Regions from separate parts of the Homo sapiens genome. Here region 1 is linked to region 2. A link is a loop called in an ENCODE intact Hi-C map of the cell type or tissue named here. Cell type or tissue: Caco-2. All regions are shown on one strand. Links, peaks and the distances in the headings refer to the core of each region. The heading gives the core; the rest is flanking DNA.

Region 1 (11,153 bases), core at 2,160-10,159, 120 kb after region 2:
GTAATCATACCACAAAATTAATGCAACATGTCTTGGCTGCCACTATAAATTTAGGGGAAAACACCAGAAAAAATTAATAAAATAAATTTAGTTTTTTATAACCTGAAAGGCAGACTAATTTTTTCACTATTTAAATCTCTGTCTGCTGTGAGAGAATTACTTTATCAAATAATTGATATTCTGCTTCAGCAACTAATATACGGCAACACAAAATGCATAATTTTGCTGATATAAAATATATAATATAAAATGACAATACATAGCATATTACATTCTATATCCTTAAATTAATTAAAATTTTGGTATAAGAAGAAACAAAAATACACACAGACATGTCAGAAGAATTAGGTTCAGAAAGTAAGATTAAGAGCAGTGAATGTATTTGAAAACCTGCAGAGGTGAAAAAAGTTATTAGGGAAGAAAAAGAACAGGGGCACGAATAGGCACTTCTTTTTATTTACCTACCAATGGCAGGCTATTCTCTGCAGTTTACCTCTGCTCTTGCTCTTCTCAGCTTTTCTATCTATGTACTGGCTACTTAACTTTTCCCTGAAAACTGCTCCCAGGACCAACACCTACAACACCAGTCACTTCTCATCGCCAATGTTTTAACTGCAGTCAAAGGGAAAATGGAATTTGACACAGCTTTAGAAATTTGAAGTGTTTTAGACTGCCCTAGGAAATGTACAAAATTGTCATTAACTGATTCAATACCACTTGACTATCACCCAAAACTAAAACTTAAGAGAACGTGGAGATACCATTTTAAAAACCTATCCAAATGGCATAGATTGCTTAAAATGTTAATATCAAATGTGGGCAATGGGGTTGAGATTTGGCATCATCAAACTTCTTTTTTATTTTATATTTTTTATAATTTTTTGTTTTCAATTTTTGTTGGTACGTAGTACGTGTATACAAACTTCTGGGAATGTAAATGAGCACATTTCTGAAGGGCATTTTGGTAATACTTATCAAGACTGAAGAATTTTCATGCCTTTTGATTCAGTAATTCCACTGCTGGAAAACTAGCATGAGGAAATAATCAGGAATGCAAATATTTACATGCCAAGGTACAAGGTTATTCATTAGAGTGATAATTCAAATAGAAAAAATACCTCAGCAAAATCTATTTCAAAAACAAAGGATTGGGCAGATGAAATATAGTTTAGACACAGAATCTCAGATAGCTATTTATAGTTATGTTTTCAAAGAACATTCATAGGTTAAAGGGTAAGTGCCATGGGTAAGAATAACAGTGTATCAAGCCTAGTGTTCTAGGTTCTATAATACTAAGACGTATATTATGGGACTCTTTCCAAGATGTTGGTTTCAAAAGAAATATAGTCCACTGAAATAAGCTCTGGACTGGGATTCGCACTCCCAACTCTTCTAATAAATAGTCCTGTATCCTGGGCAGGTCACTTTTAATTCTATAGTTTCAATTTTTTAATCTGTAATACGAAGGCTGATATAAATCCTTATGTCTCAAATCAGGTGTAGCAGTATGCCTGAAGTACACAAATCCACTGTTATCAATATGGCAGATCTTCCTGAATCATCAACTTTACTTGCTGGCAAATAACTAGAACATAATGCTTACATTAAAGTAAATATAAAAACACATCGCAGAGCAAAGTTTACATAATTTTTCAAAGAAAAGACATCAAGATATTCAGGGCTACTCTGTAGACAGCCACTTTGGGTTACAACCTCAGGCATACCACATTTACCCCCTAAGCTACTACTCTAGTAAATAAATTCTAAAAAACTTAGTTAGATGAGCAAAAGTCACAGAATAGAGCTGAAGGATACATAGAAAAATGGTAAGTGGGTACTATGTGACAGAAAGATCTTAAGCCAAGTGATAGGTGTGCACGTAATGACTTACCTAATGTTTACACACAAACATGATACACCCCATCGCTCCAATATTAAGTAAAAGTTGTGCAAAGCTTCAAACAGTGAGTGAATTACCTTGATGAAGTAGCTGCACTCGGTATAAAGGAGGCAGCGATGTCAAAAGGCATGTGTGTAGGCGCATAGCTAACAAGTATCTCAAACCACACTCATCTAATGTATCTCTTCCTGTAATTTAAACAGGAAATATGTTTAAGGAAAAAAGAATGCAAGAGGCCACAAACTGATAAGCTATAAAACAAACATTAAACTTAGTCATAATTTATATAAAATACATAAGTTTTAGTGTATTCCTTCCTGAACACTTTAACGTCTTTACAAAAAATTATCTTTACAAAAAAAAATGTGACTACTAAACTCTTAAAAGAAAAATGATTTGGAGAAATACAATTAACTATTAGAATAGATAACAAGAACATTTATATTGACTCATAATAAATGAAAGACATCTGGAAATCCAATAAAAAATATATTAACTATGGTAAGTTAGGTACAACTTTTAATAATATTTTCTACATGAATTCCGATGAGATGTAATGGAAATTACATAACTGATGTGAAATCATTTGTTATATATTTAAGCAGGTAGTATTTTCTACTTTGGTTAAATTAACTGAAATATGGTACTATCAAAGATTTAAAATTTGAATACCCAGGCTAGTTAGTGTTACATGGTTAGTTTGAACCTTCACCTTGATTCTACAAATTTATTTATACAAATTAATTCCACTTAGTCAAAGTATGAAGGTATGGCAAGCGTAACCAAAACTATAGCCACTGCTGGATAAAAGCAAAGCAAAAATACAGACAGCACCTAGCCCAATAACTGACACTTTGGAAGTACTCAATGATTATAGAATCAAATAGTATTTTCCAGAAAAAAAAAAACAAAAACTTTTAAATTGCCAAAGATCAAGCCCCAGCTCTGCTTCCCATTACCTATATCCATCCATCCATCTATTTATTTAGCTAGATAGATAGCTATTAGGTTGGTGCAAAAGTATTTACAGTTTTGCCATTACTTTTGCACCAACCTAATATGTATCTATTTATTTATTTATGGACATGAGATCTCACTATGTTGCCCAAGATGGTCTAAAAGTCCTGGCCTCAAGCAATCCTCCTACCTTAACCTCCCAAAGTGCTGCCATTACAGGTGTGAGCCACCATGCTCATTCGTCCGTTTATTCATTCAACAAATCAAGCATCTATTACATGTGAGGGACTCTTCAGGTACTGGGAATTCAGCAGTGAATAAGGCAAAGTCCCTACTCTCTTGGGGATCATATTTTAGGAGGTAGAGACAAACAATAAACAAATAATATGTGGAAATTAATGCTATGAAGGGAAATAAAGCAGGACTGAGAGATAGGGAATGCTGGAGTAAGAGAGTTCTATTTCATACAGTGTGGCCAGGAAGGAACTCTCCAATAAGATGACATGCCAGCAGCAATTTGAGGAAGTAAAGGAACAAGCCATGCATGAATCTGGAAGAAGAGCATTCTAATAGAGTAGAAATGAGCATAGATCGTGTGGGGCCTTTTAGGCCACTGTAAGGCTCTTAACTTTTATTCTAAAGTGAGACAGGAAGGCACCAGTATATGTTGAGCAAAGGAGAGATTTAATGTGATTTGGTTTTAAAAGAATCACTGGTTCCTAAGCAAAGAACAGATGGAGGTAAAAAGAATAAAGCAGTTAGGAGATGACAGGGACTTGGACCAGAGTAGTAACTGCAGAGGTAATGAGAATTGATTATTGGATTCTGGATATTAATAGAACTGATAGCATTTGCCAATGAACTGGATACTGGGTATGAGAGAAAGCAGAGTCAAGAATGACTGTAAGTTGTCTCACCTGAACAAATGGAAGAACTCATTTACTTAGAATCCATTTACTGAGATGTGTAACTCATTTAATCTCTGAGCTTCAGTTTCCCACCTGTGAAATGGAGACATTCATTCCTGCCTTATTACCTCATGAATGTCCACTGTGTCCAGGATACACTATTTCTATATTGCTTAGCCAATGATACAGTTTTGTATTAGAAAGTATAAACTATTTTTTACAAATCATGCCATGCCTACTTTCTTAATGTCCCACAGTAAAAACTAATATATATTAAACACACAACACAAGCTTAAGGTTGTTCTGGGAAGAATCTCATTCAACTGCATACAACCTCATAATGGTTAAGATTTTTCTTTTCCAATTAATAGTGAGAAAATAAGTCATAGGCAAAACCCTAGAAGGTCTCTAGTTATTTTAACCTGCAGAGAAGAAAACTTTGGGGGATATACTATAAGGATGTAAATCTATATGAAGAGATATTTTCCAGCTACCTTTCCCCCACAGATCTGGAAATCATGAAATAGTTAAAAGGGTACAGGCTTTGAGTCAACAGTTTATCCACATATGAACTCCACTTCTACTCCTTAATGCCTATGTGATCTCAGATGAGTCCCTTAATTTCTTAAGGATCAGTGTCTTCATCTATAAAGTTAAACATAATAATAGCTATCTGCTAGAAGACTGTGATAATTAAATATGATAAAGTAAAGAAAGTGCCTGAAACATAGCAATTTTTCACTCCTCCAAAATATTTATTGAATTAATGAAATTCTGATCATTAATTTTCAGTTTCCTTTGCCAATGCCATCATTTACAATCAACACCATTACCCTGAACTATGTGCATAAAAGAGAATGGAATCTAGTTCCAGGAAGCAGCCAAAAATTTTCTAGTTACAGAATGAATTAGGCAAAATACGTATGACATTAACTGTATGGAAATCTCGCTGAAGAGACTTTTTGGAGAAAATTAGGTAATTGTAAAAAGTTGTTTATGGCTAGAAATGGGAAGACCAACAAGTTGAGCCCATGAGGTCCCAATAAGCCTCATGATTCCATAGTAACATTAACAAATGGGCTGTTATTATCAAAGAAAAAATCATAGGGATCAATCTGTGTTAAAAAACAAGAGACTTGGCCAGTCCATGGTGACTCATACCTATAATCCCAGCACTGTGGGAGGCCAAGGCAGGAGGACTGCTTGAGCTCAGGAATTCGAGACTAGCTGGGGCAACATAAGGAGACCTAGTCCCTACAAAAAAAATAAAAAGAAATTAGCTGGGCCCCATGGTGGTGCACACCTGTGGTCCCGGCTATTCAGGAGGCTGAGATAGGAAGATTACTTGAACCTGAGAGGTTAAGGCTACAGTGACCCATGACTGCACCGCTCAACTCCAGCTTGGGCAACAGAGCAAGACCCTGTCTCAAAAAAACAAACAAAAAACCCACCCAAACACACACAAAAAAACAAGATTATAAATCCAAAATGACACAAAGGTTTCAGTGTAAAAACTCATGAGAGAATGCACATGGATCTCACAAATCCATGCATTCATATGCCGGCCTCAACCGTCTTTTCTAACTGAGCATATTATATAATAGTAATTACCTATTAAGGAGGTCTTTTCCCTGCAAAGTTTGAAAGTTGAGACTGCAATTCAGTAAATGAGTCAGTATAGAGATAATACAAATATTTCTATTAGGTACAACTTTATAAATTTTTAGCGAGAATATTTACCTGAGCAACTCTTATCTCTGCTTTCATCAAGCTCAGTACTAGTAGTAGCCACTGTATCAGCCAAAGCTACAAGGAACATCTGCTCCAAACGGGTAAGGCCTGGTAGACTTGAGTGCATAAGATGACTTGAAAGTACCCTTGCATGTTCTTGGCCAAAGTAAGCTGGTCCATATTGAGAAAGATTTATTACTTTTGATTTGTTTTCTCTCTTTTCAGGCTCTAAATCAATATCATCCGTTGGTATATCCTGGATTTGAAACAGCTCTGAATACTGATCCTCTGGTTGACTTACTGTCTGATCTTCATAGCTCTGTGGTATCTTTGTACTTTCTTCTGAAATTCTGTAGGATGTATCTTGATCTGCAGCAAGTAATGCATATAGTGGTAGTGGAGGGATAGAATCTATCTCAGTATAATCTCGAGTACCATCTTTTCCTACGGTGACTGTTTCCTTTGCTGTACTGCCACTTACACTAATAGTTCGAGAGAGATGTCGCTTAGTTCCTTCTCCAGCATCAGGATCTCTAACTATTGCTACTTCACCTGCAATACATTTTACTAAATGAGAGAGAATGGCTTTAGCCCTTCGCACTTTCCCTAAATCCATCAATTCTAACAGCTGAGTTGGATGATATTGTGGAAGAGTAGGGGAAAGTACATGTGCAGCCTCAAATAAGCCACCATCTTGAATTACAGTTGGTGAACAAAAAACATCATCAGAAATAGCTGTTCCTTCAACAACACTTTTTCTTGCCAGCATATTAGATTTAAAGGTCGAATGATCTTGCATTGCTGCCTCTTCTGCATTAGAACTATCAGCTTCAGTGTCTCCAAATTTGACAGCATGCTTCCACTGTGCATATACATGCATTTCACAATCCATTCCTACCACCAATATCCCATCTCTTACCCAAGAGAGAGAAACAGGCAGTGAAGGAGTACCATCAACAGAAGATACCAAGTCTATAGATCTAAGAAGAACCCATCTTGACTTAACTCCTTGCTTGATACTACCACCTAGTGGTAAAGTGATGACAGCTACTCCATCCTTACTGTTGGTTTGCTCAGTCACAATTCCTGAAAGCCTTCCATACATGAAGATATTCGCACCGACTCCCACTGTAAGAATGTGGGAGCCATCTTCTTTTGATACCCAGTCCAAATGTACTAAATGTTTGATATTCGGAATAAGATATCTATCCTTGCTCAAGAGTGCATCTGACTTGCTATACACAAACAGATTACTGTCGACGCTGACCCTTGAATCAAGTACACTCCCAACCTTAACCAAATCATCAAGATGAATTGTTTGTTCTAAAACCCACTCTGATCCTCCTGTAGATTCACATTCAAATATACAAACATGCATGGAAAATTCTTTAGAAACAAAACCATTATGGTGGATAGGCTGCTTATAAGCCACTGCAAGGCGACCTGTGTATGAACAGCTAACAGCAACTGGTCTTCCCACAATGCTCACTGTACTGCTATTATCTTCTCCTTCATCATTCATCAAAGGCCATCTCTTCCAATGATAAATTTCTTTCTCATCACTTTTATTACACTCTGGGTTGGCTTCCATACAACATTTCCAGAAGCGTACTTTATTGTCAGAACAAGTTGTAACCACTAAATAAGGTGCAAGGCACACTGGATAAATTGAAGAAGAACTCAGATGGCCTTAAAAAAGAAAAAGCAAATAGTTAGTTGTAATAATAATAAAGCCACAAAATAATATGGTAGTAATCAAATTCTGGAATGTGATCAATTTAAAGTCACTATGAGCTTCTTCAGAATATCTCTGCAGTCTTCCTCTTAACTAGTATCCCACTAAATGTCCATTGGCCAACATATCTATAAAGGTCTTGAAGAGCCCATCAGTGAAATCAAGGTATGCAATAATAATCACTTAATTTGTTTTTAGGTAATTAAGTTTAAATGAGGCAACCATTTAATTAAAATAAAACTCAAAAGCACTGAAACAAGTCAGCCCTTAATGTGTTTCTATTATTTATATTTACCTTCACAACATGCCTCCTTAGAATTTCATACTATATATTTAATCATTTTCATCATGAATACTTAACTGAGCTTTACAATTTGCCTTTCAAATGCCCCTAACCTTCTCTCAAATAATCCAGACCCCAGGTGGTACACCAAATTTTGTTTCAGACCGCAAAACAGACCAATAGATCTTACCCATTTTACCAAGTTTAATTCATCCTCTCTTAGCACTGAACCAGAACCCTCTTATCTATTCCTGACTGCCAAAGACTAACAATGCACATCTGTTGTCAACTGTAAGACAAGGGGATATAGAGATTAAAGATCTGAGGTCAGAAGATCTGGATTTGAGTTTCAACCCATCAATAATTTCATTAACAGTGGGAAAGCTACTTAATCATCTGAGCCTATTCCATCTAAACAATTGGGATCAGTTACTGTTTCCCCTAGATTACTATTGTCAAATAAGACATTTTATAAGGCGTCTGTAAAATATAATTTATTATCACGAACTCCAATAAACTTATTTGAGTATAACCCAAACCTTTCAAATATTTTGAAAGATTAACAAACTGGCCTAGATCTGCACCAGCCACAAAAGCCCAAGAGTACACTCTTCTCAATATGATCTTTCCAACTGTGAATGCAAACCTGTCTTACGGATGAATAAGAAAACACCTATACTGAATATCATTCACCAGTAATTTTAGCGGCCCCGAACCTCCAATTTTGGTTTCCCAAAAACACTATTCTAGAAACTCCCCAATTAAAATTCTGCAAGTAGATCACTTTAAACACAGCTGCCAGACTTGCCCTCAAAATATCTACCTTGCTAAAGTCAGTATCATTCCAGACCACCCAAACTATAGTCTTTTATCCTACATTTTTCCTCAGAGTATCTGCCAACTGTTGTTCAAACATTCTTAATAAAGGTGAGACGTGATTACCACAATGTGAATGAAGTCTTAAATTTTAAAAAAAGCCTCAGTGGTTTACAAATGAATGTATTTGTTCTTCAAAATTTTACTATCATTATATTCCAAAGTGTAGGCAAGACACCTCACATTAAAATATTTTCACTATTGGCTGGGCGCGGTGGCTCACGCCTGTAATCCCAGCACTTTGGGAGGCCGAGTGGGCGGATCACAAGGTCAGGAGATCGAGACCATCCTGACTAACACAGTGAAACCCCGTCTCTACTAAAAATACAAAAAATTAGCCAGGCATGGTGGTGGGCGCCTGTAGTCCCAGCTACTCGGGAGGCTAAGGCAGGAGAATGGCATGAACCTGGGAGGCGAAGCTTGCAGTGAGCCAAGATAGCACCACTGCACTCCAGCCTGGGTGACAGAGCGAAACTCCATCTCAAAAAAAAAAAAAAAAATTTCATTATTTTGGCCGGGCGTGGTGGCTCACACCTGTAATCCCAGCACTTTGGGAGGCTGAGGTGGGTGGATCACGAGGTCAGGAGATCGAGACCATCCTGGCTAACACGGTGAAACCCCGTCTCTACTAAAAATACAAAAAAAATTAGCTGGGCATGGTGGTGGATGCCTGTAGTCCCAACTATTCAGGAGGCTGAGGCAGGAGAATGGGTGTGAACCCGGGAGGTGGAGCTTGAAGTGAGCCAAGATAGCACCACTGCATTCCAGCCTGGGCGACAGAGTGAGACTCCGTCTAAAAAAAAAAAAAAAAAAAATTTACACTATTTTCTGTCAAGCTGATTACATTTATCACAGGAAATTTTGTGGGTTTGTGTGTGTGTGTGTGTGTGTGTGTGTGTGTGTATGGAGTCTCACTGTGTCGCCCGCCCAGGCTGGAATGCAGTAGTGTGATGTCAGCTCACTGCCGCCTCCACCTCTCGAGTTCAAGCAATTCCCCTGCCTCAGCTTCCCAAGTAGCTGGGATTACAGGCACGTGCCACCACGCCCAACTAATTTGTGTATTTTTAGTACAGACATGGTTTCGCCATGTTAGCCAGGGTGGTCTCGAACTACTGACCTCAAGTGATCCACCCACCTCAGCCTCCCAAAGTGCTGGGATTACAGAAGTGAGCCACCGCACCCAGCCAGGAAATTATTTCTAATAAAGACATGTTTCTAACCATCTAGACATATCATTAATAGAAAATCAATCTTTATTTTAATGTCAACATAGAACATATTTCAGAAGAGTTCATCTATTTTATCCACTAAAGAGTTCATATATTTTATCACTCTGAGCTACCACTGCCCAGTCTTAAAGTGACCTTACCTGCTGAAGGCGTTGCTCTTATTACTTCAACTGATTCTGGGAGATCAAGGGGTTGGCTATACACCAGTCTAGAACTCAGAATAAGTTTACTGGCAGTTTGAAGATTGGCAATTGATGAAGAATGTGGCATGGGGCTCACACTAGGAGAGGTTTCTGGAGAAGAATCTACGTTCTTCTGTCCAGGGACTGAAAGTAGACTCTCAGAGGAAGCCCCTTCTGAAGCTTTAGCTTTAAAAATAAATTATAAAATTACAAAATGTATGTATATCATTACTATAAATAGGAGCTAGAATATTACTTTGTTATTATTTAAGAAACATAGCTTCTTAAAAGTATTTTGGAGGTGAGGATATAGAGAAAAGAGAGCTCTTTTTAAAACAGAATGACCATATGACTCAGCAATCTCACTACTAGGTGTTTACCCAAAGGAAAGGAAATCAGTATATCAAAGGGATAACTGCACTCCCACATTTATTGTAGCACTATTCACAACAGCCAAGACATAAAATCAACCTAAGTATCCATCAATGAATAAATGGATAAAGAAAATGTCATATATATACACAATGGAATACTATTCAGCTATAAACAAGAATGAAATCCTGTCATTTGCAGCAACACAGTTGGAAATTGCAGGTCAGTATGTTAAGTGAAATAAGCCAGGCACAGAAATACAAATATCACCTGTTCTCTCACTCATATGTGAGAGCTAAGAAAGTGGATCTCATAGAGGTAGATAATAGCATAATAGATACCAGAGAATGGGAAGGGTTGTGGGGTGGGTGAAGAGACTCTTTAATAGGTACAAACATGAAGGTAGAAGAAATAAGTTCTATTGTTTGATAGCACAGTAGAATGACTACAGTTAACAACAATGTATATTTCAAAAGAGCTAGAAGAGAAGATCTGAAATGTTCCCAATCCGAAGAAACAATAAATTTCAAGGTAATGAATATCCTAAATACCATGATATGATCATTACATATTCTATGCATGTATAAAAATATCACATGTACGCCATAAATACGTATAATTATTATGCATCAATAAATTTTTTTAAAAAAATTACTTTGCAGACAAGGTCAATTTTCAAACTTTTGCTTAGTTACCCTGATAAGCTTAAATTTTTTTTTTTACAATTTTACTCTTTCTTAGCACCAACTCCATCATGCAAGACTGACAGGGAAGAATCACAACATGTAAAAGCTAAAAGAAACCCCTTATACAGTCCAGTGCTTACAACCTTTAAAACACATTAAAAGCTTGAGGAATTTGTTAACATGCAAATTCCCAGGCCTAACCACAGAGACACTGATTTAGATGATATGGGGTAGATCCCAGTAAAGCAGCCCAGGTGTTTTTGAAATAGATGGATCATGAACCAAACTTTAGGA
Region 2 (11,153 bases), core at 1,908-9,907:
CCTTGGCCTACCAAAGCACTGGGATTACAGACATGATCCACCACACCAGGCCCACATTTTCTACATGTGTGATATGTATGAATATTTCACAATAAGTTTCTAAAGCAGGCAATAAATAGCTGTTGACATACTTGACAAAAAGTAAATACAATATAAGTTTTCCTCTGGATCTCCTAACAGAATAAATCTAGATACAATACAAAAATTATTTTCCCCTCACATCAAAACATGGCATTTTGAAAAATAGTTTAATGGAAAGAGTAATCAGTGAAATTTTTGAAAAAGACAATGATTGTATCATGTTTAGTACAGCTCCCTTCCACCCTGGCCCTCCATTTTCCCCTCACTTGAGGTTTTCTAAATCTACACAAATATTCTGGAAAGATAAAGAGATTATCTTAAAAGCAGCAAGAGACAAACACATAGAAGCATTTCTGTGTGCAGCACTGTTTTACATGAACAAAAGTATGTTATATGTGCTGCTCTATATTTGCATTTTTTCATTTATCTTAGAGATCTTTCAGTAGCAGCCTATGAATTTAGCACAGTCAGATTTGTTTTTTCTGAAGCTCGCTGGAGCAGTGTGGAGAATGGGAAGGGGTATACGGTGGGTGTGAGGCAGCCAGATGTTTTCCTTATTCCCATTGGTTTTGAAAACGTCAGGCTAATGCCATGCTGCAGTGACCACCTGCCACAGGTGGTCATCCAGTGGGGAGTGTCCACATGGCATGAGAATCACTGCCACCCAGGGGCAGTTTCCACGTGCCAGGGACTGAGCAGGTGCATTCCTCAAGGCCAGGTGCTTATATTATTCAGAGGAGGAGATCAGAGTTCCAAGAGGTTAAGTACTTCATCTGTGTTCACCCAGTTAATAGGTGCTTCCTCCCAACCACTAGGCTCACCACCCCTTTTATTCAGGCCCAAAAATTGAGCCCTTCAGATGCTGTGGGGGCTGGCTCATTATGGTGGTGAAAGTTGGATTTGGCAATTCCCTCGTCATCCTCTGTCAGAATTCCATAGAAATTCAAGGAAATTCTCTTGATGATGTTGATAGATAAGCTGCTGATAGCGAATATTCTTAGATCTTTTAAGGGTTTCTTTCAAGTGTTATGTTAACTACAGTCATATGTCATGTAACCACATGGATACATTCTAAGAAATACGTCATTAGGCAATTTTGTTGTGTAAACATCATGGTGTGTACTTGCAGGAAACTAGATGCCATAGCCTACAACACACCTCAGCTATGTGGAAAAGCCTATTGCTCCTAGGCTACAAACCTGTACAACATGTTACAGTACTGAATGCTGTAGGCAACTGTAACACAGTGGTAAATATTTGTGTATCTAAACATAGGAAAGGTACCATAAAACAACAGTATAAAAGATTTAAAATGGCTCACCTGTATAGGACACTTACCATGAATGGAGCTACAGAACTGGGGTAGCTCTGGGTGAGTCAGTGAGTGAGTGGTGAGTGAATGTGGAGGCCCAGGACATGACTGTACACCACTGTAGACTCTATAAACACTGTACACTTAGGCTACACCAAATTTATTTTAAAATATTTTCTTTCTTCAACAAATTAACCTTAGCTTACTGTGACATGTTTACTTTATAAAATTTTAATGTCTTTTACTTTTTGACTTGTAATAACACAACACAAACACATTGTACAGATCTACAAAAATACTTTATATCCTTATTATGTAAGCTTTTTCCTATTTTTAAAATTTGGTGTTTTTTGTTTGTTTACTTTTTAAGCTTTTTTGTTAAAAATGAAGACACAAACTCACACATTAGCCTAGGCCTACACAGGGTCAGGATCATCAATATCACTGTGTTCCATCTCCACATCTTGTCCTATTGGAGGGTCTCCAGGGGCAATAACATGCATGGAGCTGTGACAACAGTGCCTTCCTCTGGAATACCTCCTGAAGACCTGCCTAAGGCTGTTTTACAGTTAACTTTTTTCTTCTAAGTAGAAGGAGTACAGTCTATAATAACAATACAAAATATGGTGATGTCAAGATGTCAGCTGGAAACTTTTTAAAAAGATTTTAAAAAGGATAACATAGTAAATGCACAAAGCAGTAATAGTCATTTATTATCAATTATTATGTACTATACATAATTGTACGTGCTATGCTTTTTACAATCTGCAGTGTGGTAGGTTTGTTTATACCAGCATCACCACAAACACGAAGTCATGCATTGCACCAAGACACTACCCCGTGACTGGACAAATGAGGTTTGCAGCTCCATTGTAATCTTATGAAATCACCATTGTGTATGATTCGTTGTTGACTGCAGCATCACTAGGTGGGACATCACTGCGTTTTCCTTGAACTTCCGCGGGTTCTCCTAAAGTTACTTGGTGACTTTTTATGATTGCTTTCTGCTCGTCTGAATAAAGGATGAGCCCAGGGCCTGCTGCCCACTGTCTGCTCTGATGACCCTCTCTCCCCTGCAGATCCGAGTGATGGTGGACCTGTGCAACAGCACCAAGGGCATCTGCCTCACAGGTAGGCTGGCCGCTGAGCAGAGCCGCTCACACAACAAGGACTTGTGCCGCTGAAGGCCCGTGGCAGAATGAACGCCTAGGGACACTTTGTTATAAAAATACATGTTGGTTTACTTTTACCAGATGTTTTTAATGAGCTGAAAACCCATTGTAATATGATTATGAAAAATAATATTTTCAGTATTGCCATAGAAATATAGCCATGGAAAATAACTAGGACTTGGGTAATTAGAAACGTGTGGTACCTTGAACCAGAGCCACAGATTATTTTCTTATTCCCATTAGTTTTTAAAAGGGGAAAGAAAGGAAGGGAAAAGACCTTGCTAATTAATACAGTTCTTTTATCAGAAGTACTTATTGGCCAGATTGGCCAGGTGTGGTGGCCCAAACTAGATGTTGCGGAGTGCTAGAGCAGTCCCCTCTGACTTTAAAACATTACCATGAGACCTTGAAGCCACCTGAAGCTTTTGCTGGATCTCTCAGTTGATGGTCCCAGTCTCTGGGGAGGCCGGGCTAGAGCTTCTCAGGGTTAAGGAACCCTGCACAGTTTGCATCAGGTTGTAGGAAGCCTAGCCTTTTTCCCCAATATTTCCCCCACCTCCCTCTCATTACCTGCCTTGCATTAGGAGTGCAATGTGAGTTTGCTGAGTGAATAAACCTGTGAGTATATGGGTATGTGAATGGAGGTGAGATGGTAAGAAAGAAACTCCCCTCAGGAACCCCACATCCAAGTCTGACTCTCTTTCACTTATTTTGGCCTCAGAGAGAAAAACTATAATTCTGTGACTTCTTGGGAAATGCTAATTGAATAACTCAAGTCATATTCCGGCCCTCACTGAAAATTAAAGATCTTCAGAACAGCTTGGTCCTTTACTCTGAAACTCTTGTAGCTTAAGCATCTTTCTTCCATCTCTTGAAGTCCTTTTTCAGAGTTACATGCGACAGTAATGAGTGCTAGAGAAATGGATGGATGGAATTACAGGCACAAAAGCCTGTTGAGAGGCACAGGAAAAGCCTCTTCCTTTTTGATTTTTTTAATATAGACCTGAGAGCCAGGCTGTACAGTGAATGCATGGGACGGAGCTATTGAGACCACTTAGGAGAGATTGGCAGAGAGTGGGGAACGACGTCTGCACTGGAAGTGGGTTGAGTAGGTTTTTCTTTAGCACTTTGAAGTGCTTTTCAAAAGACAGCACCTTCTCCTTTCATGCCAGCTTGAAATTGGGCCTCCTTTTGCACAGAAAGTTCTTCAATTAAAATTAGATGTGAAAAGTACAAGTTGCAAAGTGAGAGGATCCTTTGGGATAGACCACGAGGCCTGGATTGGGGGCAGGGTAGTGGGCAGCAAGGTGAGTGACAGGACCCAGGAATGAACTGGGTAGCTTCAGAGGGTGGACACAGAGCATTGGTCTCGAGCCCTAAGAGGATGCCTGGCAGGAAGATGTGCCAGAGCAGAACCTGGGCTTGGGGACTGGGAACAAGGTTTAGCTTCCCACTGGATTCATCTTTGAAAAAGCAGGCACTCATAACTTGAGGCTAGTCCAGCTGTGACCAGGTAACCTGGCTCCCATTCCTCTTCCTTGCCCAGCTGTTGCTGCTACGGCAGTCAGGACAGATGCTATGTGATTCTGTGCAACCTTTAACATCTCAGTTGGATCGTGAGGGTAATCCCCTAGCTAGAGTAATTAGTTATTCTGCTAGTACAGAGTTTGTCAAACAACACATGCTTTTCTGAATGCATCTTACTCTGGAGCCCAGATTTCCTTGGGGACCCAGAAGCATATCTTCTGGGAGAGCAGGCATCTTGAAGAAGCCATGTTATTGGGTTATTCTTCACTCACTGCATCCTCTTCGTGTGTATCTGTTAGAAAATATCTAAATCATCATGTTACTGAACTGCGTATTGGGGCAGAAGCACTACACATTCTCCTTGCAGCCAAGTGACCCTAATCCAGTTATGATACGTGTCTCTAGTCTCTTATTCTATGCCTAGGCAAATATCAATCACGGATCAATGCTGCTGAGCACAGCCTCATAGCATTCTTTTCTGCTGTTCCAGAAAGCCAGCACTAATTGACTGGAACTGGCACTTCTCTCTGCAGACTGATTTGTTTTTGGTGTTCATGGCCATCACAGACCTCAAGTTTACATAACTGGGGCATTGTGAGCCAATTTTAGATTTCAAGGGAAAAAATATCTAAGTGGCTCAGCTCTTATCAAGCATCCACCCAATTTTAATCGATTCTGGTTAGGAGTGTGGGATGGGTACAGTTAGCATGAGCTACATAATTTGCAGGGCCCAGTGCAAAATGAAAATGCAGGGTTTCTTGTCCAAAAGAAGCAGGAAAAAGGCTTTCTTCTTTCTTCCACAGTCTTGACCTGTTTTGGTGTGAGTTTTTATCTGCTACCTAATGTCATACTCCATGAAGCATAGAATACTTATGGGGCAAGTACAGACCCTCACAGGCACCAGGGATCCTTCCCTGTGACTCAGGCACGCAGGGCACCACTCAGCCCCACCTTTCCTGCACTTGTGCCCCAGCCCCTACCAGAGTGGAAGGTGGCAGAAGTTACTGATGGGGCAAGGAGTACAGAGGACACATCATGGGGCAAGGGAGCAGGTGGCAGTTCCTAGGAAGGTGGTGGGAGTTGGGACCCCACCAAGCCCCCTGTGCATACTTTATTGACCCATTGGACTTCACTTACACAAATTCAAAGACAAGATCACTGGGAATTTCTAGACGGCGACTGCAGAGCATTAAGCCCACACCTGAAGCCCCCTTGTGAGGTGAAACCCTATGCACCTGCATGGGTGGTAGGCCCAGGACACCAGCCCTGCATGCACTATTAGCATGATCATGGATGTCTGCACATATTCCTTGAGGATGTGCTATTCAAGAAAGGGAGAAGGGTCAGGAGCTGAGAAACAGTTTTCTAAACACCCAGTTGGCACACATCATGGCATTTGACATTATTTGACACATGTGGGAGCTCTTCCAGATGTCAGGCCCCTGGAGAGCCAGGCTGGCATTCTGAGAGGACGGAGGACATCCCGCCATCACCATAACTCCCTATGCCTCAGCACATTTTATGTCTGCCCGGACTGCTGAGCTCTCTGGGGCTGTCTTCCTTTCTCTTCTGAAATTCTCTCCTCATCTAGCTGCGGGGAATTAGACCTGCTGGATTTCCTCCTCCAAGTGTCTTCTGACAACTCTCTCTTTCCTGGTGCCTCTTCTCTCACTTGCCTCTCCCCAGGTGGGGTGTGGCCCTCCCGCTCTTCCATCCCCAATTCTAGCCTAGACTTTTTACTCTTGCCTTAAGACTAGCAGCTCTGGACCTTTTTAGGATCAAGAACCCCTCTAAGGATCTGCTGATGGTGACTGATTCTTTTCCCAGAAAATTTTCACACCACATCAGAGGGCCCATGACCACCTCCATTCCAGTCATCTATGATGCTCGGATAAAAATGCAGATTATTGGGCCTCACTCTAAATCCAAACTGAATTAGGAACCCCAGATGGGGCCTGGGTATCTGCATTTACTAGGCATTGCAGGCGATTCTGTGGATTCATATGAGAGGAACTCTATCCATAGGGCATCAGTGGAACTCTTGCAGGACACCCTAATCTAATCACCACAGTGAGAGCCTTGGCCACGGCTAACGTGTCCTGAATATACAGCTTCAGCCGGGAGCTCTCACCAACAGTACTGATGCATGGACGTGGTTATCAGACTGTCGTGAGAACTTTTGAAACCTACTGTGTACAGGCAAGTCTTGTGTCTTACAGTCAAATTATTCTTTCCACCAGTCTCTATATCCGAATTTGGCTCCCTCTGTCGTCGCGAACGATGATTAATTGATTTCCTCTGACCTCTGTTAACTGGCCACCTCACCCCCTTCCCAGTACGTGTTCGCCATCTGGTGGTAAAGTCATGGAGACACAGGCTGTACTGACCCTAGAGAATGTGGTACCATTTTAGCCAGCCATTTTTGCCCAGAGTAGGACTGTTATGTATTGAAAGCATATCCTCAAACACCTATTTCTCCCAAAAGTCCCCACGCCTGTCAAAATAGCCTCTATCCATCTGTATTGCAGGCCCCCTGTTATCTGAATGTCCTCCTCCTTTGCCTCCTACCCAATCAGATGTGGATTCTTGCTCATTCTGCTGAAATACCTCTTGAATGTCTAGCTTTCTCTACAATTCTACAGTCAGCTCATTTATCCACAAGCTTGTCACTGAGTTGACAGCTACAAAGATCCCCTAGGGTTTTTTTTTTTTCTGCAATGCCCATCCTCCATGTCTCTCTTCCTGTCTCTGTGTCACTGTCTCTCTCGTCTTGTTGCACCTAGTTCTATCCATCTACCAACGACAAAGAGGCTATCAAACCCACACTGCTTTCACAGCATCATCCCCCTGCCTAAGAACCTCCCATGGCTCCCTCCTGCCTCACAGATACCATCTACACCTCCTGGTTTGACATTCAAGTGCTTCTGCCACCCACCATACCCAGGTCCTTCTTCAGCCTCATCTCTACACACTTGGCCAGTCCTCTAACTTCCTCCCACCCTGAATCTTATAAGTCCCCACCTCTGTACCTTTACTCCTGGTGGCCCCTTCATGGAATGCCAGACCTCATCTGCTGCCATCTTAAGCCCCGTTTCTTCAATGTCGTGGCTCCAGGATCATCTTCTTGAGATGCCTTCTCAGACCACTGCATGCCCACACTTCCCCAGTACCCCTTGTCAGGGGTATGGGAGTGGAGACTTCACTGTAGCTCTCTCATACTGCATTATGGTTTCAAAGAGTCCATCTTTCCCACGTAGACTGTGAACACAACAGGATACAGGCACCAAGATTTCTTGGTGGAGTTTGATGCACATAATAACTGCTTAGCAATGCTTGTTTTGTGAATGGTCACAGGCTTAGATTTATGGAAAGACCTCACCATTCCAATATTGGTAATCATTATATGTGGTCTAAAGAGGCGGGCAGATCACGAGTTCAGGAGATCGAGGCTATCTTGGCTAACACAGTGAAACCCTGTCTCTACTAAAAATACATAAAAAAAAAAAAATTAGCCGGGCGTGGTGGCGGGTGCCTGTAGTCCCAGCTACTCGGGAGGCTGAGGCAGGAGAATGGCATGAACCCAGGAGGCGGAGCTTGCAGTGAGCCGAGATGGTGCCACTGCACTCCAGCCTGGGTGACAGAGCAAGACTCTGTCTCCAAAAAAAAAAAAAAGAAAAGAAAAGAAACAAAAGGAACTCAAGTGCTCATGTTACAACCTCATTAGCTTGTCTGAGTACTCAAATAGAATAGTCGACAATAAGACACCCCTATTTGTGGGAGCAAAATTCATGTGAACCCCTTAGATCCTTGAGTAATTACATGCTAAGGAAGGTATTTGTTACCTGATCTGGGCTCTCAATTTTTCTCAGGCTATTTCATGTAACAAAAGAGAAATCTAGCCAGCCAGCTTTCACTCCCGACTCCCCCCAGTGGCTCAGATGAGACAAGCTAGCTAGATTACAGCACTTGGAGAACTCCTGGGACGGCCAAATCTCAGCCCCACAATGACAGCACCATCATTTGCTAACCCCCATGCTAGGGCTGCACTCATGGCCACCAGCATTGTTACTGGCCCTCCGTTTATTAGGTTGACTGCTTGAGAGATGACTAATTTATCAATCTAGAGTGAGGACAGCTCAGAAATTAATCTTGGTTCATTGAAACAAGCAAAAGTGGTTTGATTGGCAAATGGGTCTTTGTTGAATTGCTTTAAAGGGTCTTTTGGCCAAATATAACGAGTTCTAAATACAAGGTGTCAAATCCATTGCTTAGGGTCAGTAGATAATTAGGAGATTTGAAGGTCGGGGGTGCTCTTTGTTTTCTGGGTTCGGTGCTGGTTTCTCAACTAAATTTTTTTTCCGTTGTAGGACCTTCTGGACCACCAGGTAAGAGCCCATGGATTTTCTAGTTCAAGGGGAGGCTGTGGGTGGCCAGACCCTAGGATCTCCCTGTTGGGACAGATGCGGGGAGGGCAAGAGCCTGGAGGCAGTCCTGGCTGTGTGTCTCCTTCTTTGTGCCCCTCACCTGAGGCTCTGCCATCACCATCCCCCCACTTGGCACTGCTTCAGCCAGAGAAGGAAGGAAAGAAGTGGGAAAGGATGTGGAAAAGGAATTGATGCCTGCTCAGTTTCACTGGTAAAGGAAATGACAGTAACTTCAGTGAATAATTTTTTTTTTTTTTTTGGTTAATGTCCCTGTTTCTGTGTTTTGATGCAGGACCTCCGGGAGCCGGCGGGTTGCCAGGACACAACGGATTGGATGGACAGCCTGGTCCTCAGGGCCCAAAAGGAGAAAAAGGAGCAAATGGAAAAAGAGGAAAAATGGGTATTTTTGGCAACTCTTCTAATTAATTTCCCTGTTATTTATCTCCATGATTGCATTTGGGTCGACTAAAACTGTGTGCAGCAGGGGTAAGGTGTTTCATCTCTGCACAGTTTAAGGCCGGTTTAACTCTTACCTAGAAGCCATTGCGTTCCGGGATACCAAGGGTATACTTCTTGGTCCCACCTTGACAGATGTTTATTTCAAACTGGAGAAGCCGTCTCCTGGGAACTGACTCGCACCCTTCTGCTGCAGATGGGAGGTGGAAGGAGCAGGAGCCCACAGCCCTGGGAGGGGCATTCTGTGGGCCGTGTGACAGCTGGTGCTGGTGCATGCTCTTTCGAGGCTCAGCTCCTGCCTTGCCCTCTATTGCCTCCTCCTGCCCAGCGAATCTGTGTTTGGTTGAAAATCAATGAACTGATGTTGGCCCCTGGTAAGGCATTTCTTGGCTAGAGGAATAGCTCAAACTGCTTGAGTGGAAAGGCAGCATCCTGGCCTCCCTGTGGCCGGCACTCAGGTCAAAGGGTCTCCTCTTCAGGGGCTACAGGATAACTATGAAGATATGGCTGGCATCTCGGAGGAGCTTCCTTTGCCCTGTTATGAGCAGGCCATCACCACTGGAGAAAAGGCCCAGAAGCACCAAGGCACGAGATGTGCCCAGGGAGCAGTAAGAATCAGGGGCTGGTGCAGGGCCTGGCAGGAGGCTGGGGCACAAAGGGGAAGATTCTGAAGGGCTCTGAGCACCAGTCCTGGGGAGCCGGGGTCAGGGCAGATCCACCTGAAGAAAGCTGGCACATGCTGTGGTGGGAGCTCAAAGACAGAGGGTAAGAAACTACTCAGGAGGCTCCTACGAAGGCCTGGCTCTCAGCCACCCGTCAAAGCCACTGCTGAGGGCAGAGGGAGGTTGTTTTCAGCCGGAGACTCCACTGCACCATCTTATTTTCAACCTCTTGGCTCTGCTACCCAAACTCACTTGGACTGGCCCTGGACGAGAAGAAATGGTAGAAAATTCTTCCAGACAGCAATTACTCCTTTGGTCACCTCCACTCTTATTCTCATTAGCAATTGAAGTAAGGGCCAGTGGAGAGGGAAAAATTGTCGAGCACCTCTGACACTTGGCAGTGCCTACCTGCTTGTGTTCCAGAGGGCAGCTTCAGAGAAAACGGGCACACACCGTCCAAGCCAGCTCAATCCTCAGAAGGCCAGTAATTACCATTGGAATTACACAGCAGCAATGGATCGTTCATATAGGATAATAATTATAATTATACATGAGCATCGCTGTAGAATAATGATGCCTATTGGCTTATCCTGGGAAGACTCCAAAAATGTGATTCAGTCCTGAGGCCTCGGCAATGGGCATGATGAGGGCAGGCTCAGGGGCAGGAGGGCACCCTGCTAGAGCTGGGTGTGGGGCACGTAGGAAAGGGGTGGTTTTCAAAAAGGCTTGAGACAGATCCCTGGCCTTGAGGATGTGCTTCGCATGCAGCCTGCAACCCAGGGAGTGCAGAAAAGAAAAAGTGCATTTGTTTATGGAGCACATATTTGTGTGGCAGGTACCATTCTAGATGCTGGAGATTCAGAAATAAGCCCCCCTCCTCCACCTTCACGAGGCTTACATCCTAGCTGGGAGAGACGGATAATAAATAAGATAAATAAATAGAATATATGGTCTGTTCCATGGTGATAAATGCTGAGGAGAAAAAATATCATAGAAAGGGGTGGGAAATTTATGTGGGGTTAGAGGTGGTACATTTAGATTGGGAGGCCAAGTAAGACCTCCCTCAGAAGGGACCTTTGAGCAAATACCAAGAGGAGGTAAAAGAGGGTCTCAGGGTTTCTGGGGCAGAGGGCTCTGGGCAGAGTGTGTAAGCCACCAGGGTACCTGGACAGTTTAAGGAGCAGCAAGGAAGCCAGGGCAGCTGGACAGAAGGGATGAGTAGCTAACCTAGCCTAGTTGAGATCAGAGAGGTAACCAGGCCAAATCAGGTCAGCCCTGGGCATTTTAAGAACTGTGATTTGTACTCAGAGAAAAACGGGGAGGATGTGAAGTGGAACAGTGCTATGCCTGACATATGGATGAGAGGATGGCCTGACAGCTGTGCTGAGAGGCTATAGGAGGGAAGGGAAGAGGCTGGAGCAGAGGACAGCAGCAGAGAAGGGAGAAGGTGTTGGATTCTGTTTGTCACTGGAGGGTGACCCCAATCCTTGGTTTCTGGGAGATCTCATAGGAACTGCAG

What was found. Peaks named below come from ENCODE experiments on the same cell type or tissue, not always from the same donor. Only the 100,000 strongest peaks of a DNase experiment are listed, where the experiment ranks them.
Region 1: a loop joins it to region 2, with 12 times the contacts of the local background. A loop is called at or near these places in 12 of 110 quality-filtered maps.

The regions. Positions count from the first base shown.
Region 1 is chr15:51,493,047-51,504,199 of GRCh38, forward strand. DMXL2 (Dmx like 2) reads right to left here. Exons shown (of 44, transcript NM_001378457.1): 17 at 9,760-9,987; 18 at 5,506-7,185; 19 at 1,978-2,088. Among named protein-coding and RNA genes, the nearest start is that of DMXL2, 120 kb to the right of the region's middle. In Caco-2, for the core only: a CTCF peak has its summit at 6,523 (motif pointing left); no DNase peak of the experiment used is centred there.
Region 2 is chr15:51,374,977-51,386,129 of GRCh38, forward strand. It overlaps GLDN (gliomedin), which reads left to right. Exons shown (of 10, transcript NM_181789.4): 2 at 2,473-2,524; 3 at 8,460-8,477; 4 at 8,809-8,916. Among named protein-coding and RNA genes, the nearest start is that of GLDN, 39 kb to the left of the region's middle. RefSeq lists an enhancer at 11,123-11,153. In Caco-2, for the core only: CTCF peaks have their summits at 6,414 (motif pointing left) and 8,025 (motif pointing left); DNase peaks (open chromatin) are centred at 6,415 and 8,045.